Linked DNA regions of Homo sapiens: region 2 is linked to region 1. Evidence: chromatin loops called from intact Hi-C (ENCODE). Cell type or tissue: PC-9. All regions are shown on one strand. Each heading gives the region's core, and the rest is flanking DNA. Links, peaks and the distances in the headings are about the cores only.

Region 1 (2,919 bases), core at 158-2,657:
CCGGAGGCTGAGGCAGGAGAATCGCTTGAACCCAGGAGGCGGAGGTTGCGGTGAGCCGAGATCATGCCATTGCACTCCAGCCTGGGCAACAAGAGTGAAACTCCATCTCAAAAAAAAAAAAAAAGATTGGAAGAAAGAATACAGTTTGTGAAATGAGTGGATCCTACTGTAATAATCAGAGTTAATTCTAACTAGTATTTGAAAACACATTTATTTGAACTTCTTTGTTGTTGCAATGACATTTTGTCAATAATGGGGTTGGCGTGTCATTTATAGTCAGAATGCGCTTTATAGTTTATAAACAATTATTCTCTACTTTGAAATGCTCATGGCCAAAGAAAACATATGTGCCAACGGAATGAAGGCTACAGTCAAAAAAGGGCACATAGAATATTGTTGTTAATGTTGTAAGTGTATTAATAATTGTGGTTTGTTATAATTTCAGGTTTTCCCTCCACAGCTGTCTTGCAACAGAGGTACCACTCTTATGATTTTATTAGTATTTACTTCCACTTTAGTAATCATATAGTTTTTCAAAAATATTACCTGTAGAGCTAAGAAAAGAATAAGAAAATGATATTTTCCCCCAAAATGTAGGAATAAATGTTACAAATATTTTTCTTGGCAATTTTATTATTTACATATGTTCCCTTAACCTTTGGGATTCCCCTTTGCCTATTCCCTTATACATAGGATACTTTCCAGTATAAACCATAGGATGCAATAAACTTCATTTACATCAAGGTCTTGGTGATTAAGAAGACTGACTAGTTCTTTAGTGTCATTTTTCTCCAATGTAAAGGGAATGCACATAAGTCTAAACAAGTGATTTGTTTTTCCTGTGGAATTTTCTGTCTCACTGAGCAAGTAGGGCTGGCTTTTTATTAATTGTTCAGGGTGGAGTGGTAACAATAGCTTTCCCTGCCCTTGGAAATCGTATACCATGCTACCTCATATGGCTTTGTCCATGGCTGTCCTAATGCAATGGAATGAGTAATTTAATGCTGGTAATCAGGACTGGATATTGTCAAATAGAATTTCCTTTGCAATGCATAATTGTAAAGCACTTGAAACTTTTCTTGAAACCATCTTTTAAGCAACCACAGTAATCGCCAACTAGAGAATGTCATGCTGGTGTTCTGTATGTTGTGAACTGATAATGAGATTTAGGGTAGTTTATTAGGTACATAATATTTTATTGAATGCCCATTTCATAGACCATCCCCAAATATTTTCTGCAAGTTATACTTAACGAAGCAATTAAAATATAGCGATCCCAGCTGGTTCAATTGAGATGAAGGGACAAGATTAAACCAAAGACTGATTTGTCACTGTCTTGCTAAATGAAAGCAGACAAGCCACATAATCTCTCTACACCTCAATTTCCTCATGCGTAAAATGAGATGATAAAATGAGATCAGCATTTTTTAATTTAAGCGGCTGAACTGGTTTTTCAATTCTTACGTGGAAGTGCATTAGGTAAAATGACTGATTCCACAGCAGTTAAGAAACCCAGAGACTCTGTTTCTTAACTTTGTCTTCCTGTTCCTGCCTGACACTCTTTATCCTCACTGTTAGGAAGCTCTAGGAGAACCTCTGTAGAAACCCACAGCTTTATGAGCCCACATAAAAAATGCAGCAGGAAACCCCCAGTGTCACATTCCAGTTTTGTTAATATAGTATGAAAATCTATTTAAAACATGTATAACTCAAGGATTAAGTTATCTCTCTGGAAAAGTTATTTTATGTTCCACATAAACTTCACTAAAAATTACTCATTCAATATTAATGTCATTTGCAACTCTGACAAATGTGATACAAAATGATTTAAAATTATAACTCTATTGCTGTTAGAATAGGTATATGTGCATATATTAGCCCTTCTCCAGATTCTATGCCACAACCTAGTTGTGAATCTATCTGGCCTTTTCCCAAATCATTCTTCTTTATTCAATCAAGTAGCTCCATGCACTACAGAGAAGAGTTTCTGCAAGGGGTAAAGAGTTCCAACAGTAACCACTGAAGAAACCAGGGAGTAGTGCATGCGCTCCAATGGCTCCCTCTCTAGACCTGAAAACTGATTAGTATAACTTCTATGGACTCTGAGCCTAGATATGTTGAGCAATGGACAGGCCTGGGTACTGCCTAGCTCTGTCTGCTTTGAACTTAAAACTGAAGTGAGATAGTGTACACATCCCACTGCTGTAGAGTCACATACATTAGAAAACAGAAGTATCAAGTAATTTATTCTGTTGAATTCTATGGTTAGACAGTTCTCAATCTAACATTGGTCAGGATGATATACAAGCAAAATTACAAGTATTAATCTAACAAAACTTCAATCCATGTGCTGATATTTTGAAAAAAGAGCTAGACAAACTGAACTTGTCTATTTGTTCAAATTTTCAACTGATTGATTGCCTCTTATTACTTTAAGTTTCTACCTTTTTCCTAAGAATAGGCAAAATACGTGACACTAGTTGGGTTCATTTATTATCACTCGGTGCCTTGACACCATGAGTAATGAAGTATTGTTATTATAATCATACTCTATCCTTAAGCTGCATATGACAAAATTATAATTAGTTTTATTCACCTGAGGCAAAGGAGAACCACCCATACTACGTAAGACGTGCACCAAATACAAAAGAGAAAAGTTCATGTTAAATAGCACATGTAGTCACACAGCTTTTCCACCTATATTTATCTTCAGAGAAAGAATGTAGTTTGTCTCCACCATTCCACCAAATTTAGCTGTCTAAAGCATAAAAAAATTTGGGTTATGCTTACTCAGTTTTCTTAATAACACAACTCCTTATATATGAAAATAGGTAATTAATTTCATTTGCTAATTGTAGATTAAATTTTATTCTTTACTAATTGTTACTTGTCCTTTATAAGAAACAGACAAGATATTGA
Region 2 (2,919 bases), core at 324-2,823, 80 kb after region 1:
CAGTGCAGCACAGCTGCTCTACCAAAACATAGTCAGACTGCTTCTTTAAGTGGGTCCCCAATCCCGTTACTCCTCAGTAGGTGGGACCTCCCAACCAGGGCCTCCAGCCACCCGCACCAGTGTTCTCTGGCCAACAGAGATTTAAAGACTCCCTGGGACAGAGCTCCCAGAGGGAGGGGCAGGCCACCATCTTTGCTGTTTGGGCAACTTAGCCTTTCCAGCCTTCAGGCTTTGGAGAGCCCAAGCTGACCAGGGTTAGAAGTGGTACCCCAGCACAGCACAGCTGCTCTACAAAAATGTGGCCAGACTGCTTTCTAAAGCAGGCCTCAATCCCATTCCTCATCGCTAGGTGGACCCTCCTAATGGGTCTCCACCTATCCCCACCAGTCTTCTCCAGCTGACAGAGGTTTCAGGCCTCCCTGGGACAGAGATCCCAGGGAGAAGGGTGGGCCTCTATCCTTGCTGTTTGGGTGACTTAGCCGTTCCAGCCTTCAGGCTTCAGAGTGTCTGAGGTGACTGGGGGCTGAAGAGGACCCTAAGCACAACACAGCTGCTTTACAAAAACATGGCCAGACTACCTTTTTATGTGGGTCCCTGACCCCATTTCTCCTGACTGGGTGAGACCTCCCAACTTGGGTCTCCAGCTACCTCCTACACGTGTGTTTGTGCTGACAACAGGCCCATACCTCCCTGGGACAGAGCTCCCAGAGGGAGGGGCAGGCTGCCATCTTTTCTGTCTCACAGCCTTCATTGATGATATCTCCAGGTACTAGAAAATCTGAGGTGACTAGGGACTGGAGTAGACCCCCAGCATAGCACAGCAGCCCTAAGGAAAAGTGGCCAGACTGTTACATGGATACCTGTTCCCCTGTCTCCTTACCAGGCAGGTCCTCCAGGTCTGGGCCTCTAGCCACTTTCTGCCAGAGTGACTGAGCCAGTAGCAACTCAGCAGCTCCCCAGACAGAGCCTTTAGAGGCAAGTGAAAGCCTCTCTGCCACTGCCTCTGCAGTGGAAACATTCTTGCTACCCTTGAATTAATAAAGGAGCGAAGACCCTAAGTACCTTGTCCACACCTCCAATAGGCTGCAGTCGAACCAAAGAGACAAGGCAAGTCCATCTCCCACAGTAGGGTCCCACATACCCACAATTCTTGTCACCAGAGAGGGAACCCCTGGCTTGGGCCCACAGCACAGAACAGGGCTGATTACACTGAGCGATTGCTAACCTGTGTCTTTCTGGGGTTGAGCCCCCAGGAGACAAGTAAAGTGATGGATCAGCAAGCCAGCTCATGTTGTGCCCAGAGGGTTTGGTGCAGGAGAGTTTGTAGTTGGGAAGTGGCCAGGGATGGCCATCCCCCTAGGCTCGACTTGCTCCATAAAAGACATTAGCCCTTGGGGAATTATCAAACCTGATCTCTGTGGGGAAGTCTTGTACATCAGATAGGGCTGGTCTGACCTGAGAACTCCTTAGTCTGCTGGCCTCTCTTGGGGCCCCAGCCTGGCCACGCCTACTTACAAGGAAGTCTTGGGTGCCCTGGGGGCCCATACCATAGATAGCTTCTGTGCTAGTGAACCATGCCTGACCAGTGAAGAGTTCCAGCAAGGCAACCCCTAAGGCCATGCACCAGCCCTCACATTTTCTCCCCAGACTGCAGCTTCCCCTGTGCCCATGGCATTTCCCCACATCACTTTGCTGGCACAAGTTTGTACAGGCGGGTTTTGCTTTAATTGCCCCACCAGTACATGGGAGTGCAATATTTCCTCTGACTCCTGTCGACCAGCATTGCAAAAGGAGCCTTGGTGAGCATACAGCCAGCAAGCCCCATCCCTGCCAGCACCCTGCTTTTGTGCTAATGGTGCACAGAGAACAGGGGATCCTCCCACGCAGGTGGTCAGCACCCCATCCCAAACCAACACCACATCCTGTGCAACAGCATACAGTCTCCATCGGGGCACCACCCGCTCCCCCTCCAACTGCCTTGCATCTGCCACTGTGGTGAATGCCCACAGGGAGGCAGGCACCCCTATACCCACTAACACTTGGTTGTGGCTGCTGCACCTTGGTCACCTTGGTCCCCCTGGCATAGTAAACTTCAAACCTCAAGGAGCCAGAAAACAAAGTCGGGGCTCAATACAAGTCCCCCAGAATTACAGCATGCAGTCCAGGAGTTGGGAGCTGAAAGTTCACTCCCTAAAATCCTCCAGAAATGAAGCCAGTTAGCTGAATCCACCTTATATCACAATCAAACCCTCAAGGTCATCAGATAAGATAAAAGAAAAAAAAACCCATCCAAAGGTCAGCAACCTCAAAGTTTGAAGGTAGATAAGCCCACAGAGATGAGAAATAATCAGCACAAGAATGCTGAAAACTAATAAAGCTAGAGTGCCTCCTTTCCTCCAAATGACTGCATCACCTCTCCAGTGAGGGTTCAAAATTTGGCTGAGGCTCAGATGGCTGAAATGACAGAAGTAGAATTCAGAACATGGATAGGAACAAAGTTCACTGAGCTACAGAAGTACACTATAATCCAGTGCAAGGAAGTGAAAGATAAAATAAAACATTGCAGGAGCTGACAGACAAATAGCCAGTATAGAGAAGAAAATAAGCAGTCTGACAGAGCTGAAAAAACACACTACAAGAATTTCATAATGCAATCACAATTATTAATAGCAGAATAGAACAAGCAGAGGAAAGAATCTCAGAGCTTGAAGACTGTCCTTCTGAAATAAGACAGGCAGACAAGAAGAGGGAAAAAGAGTGGAAAAAAAAATGAACAAAACCTCCAAGACATATGGGATCATGCAAAGAGGCTAAGCCTATGACTGATTGGTGTACCTGAAAGAGATGGGAAGAACAGAACCAACCTGGAAAACGTATTTTAGGATATCATCCATGAGAACTTCCCCAACATAGCTAGAA

The links. A loop is a pair of places that touch in the nucleus more often than their neighbours do. Peaks named below come from ENCODE experiments on the same cell type or tissue, not always from the same donor. Only the 100,000 strongest peaks of a DNase experiment are listed, where the experiment ranks them.
Region 2: a loop joins it to region 1, with 7 times the contacts of the local background. A loop is called at or near these places in 3 of 110 quality-filtered maps.

What each region holds. Positions count from the first base shown.
Region 1 is chr7:80,642,228-80,645,146 of GRCh38, reverse strand. The region is part of intron 1 of CD36 (CD36 molecule (CD36 blood group)); the gene reads right to left. Among named protein-coding and RNA genes, the nearest start is that of CD36, 5.0 kb to the right of the region's middle. In PC-9, for the core only: no CTCF peak of the experiment used is centred there; a DNase peak (open chromatin) is centred at 1,436; H3K4me3 peaks cover 1,138 bases; H3K27ac peaks cover 1,631 bases.
Region 2 is chr7:80,562,726-80,565,644 of GRCh38, reverse strand. No RefSeq gene overlaps it. Among named protein-coding and RNA genes, the nearest start is that of GNAT3, 52 kb to the right of the region's middle. In PC-9, for the core only: no CTCF peak of the experiment used is centred there; a DNase peak (open chromatin) is centred at 1,524; H3K27ac peaks cover 533 bases.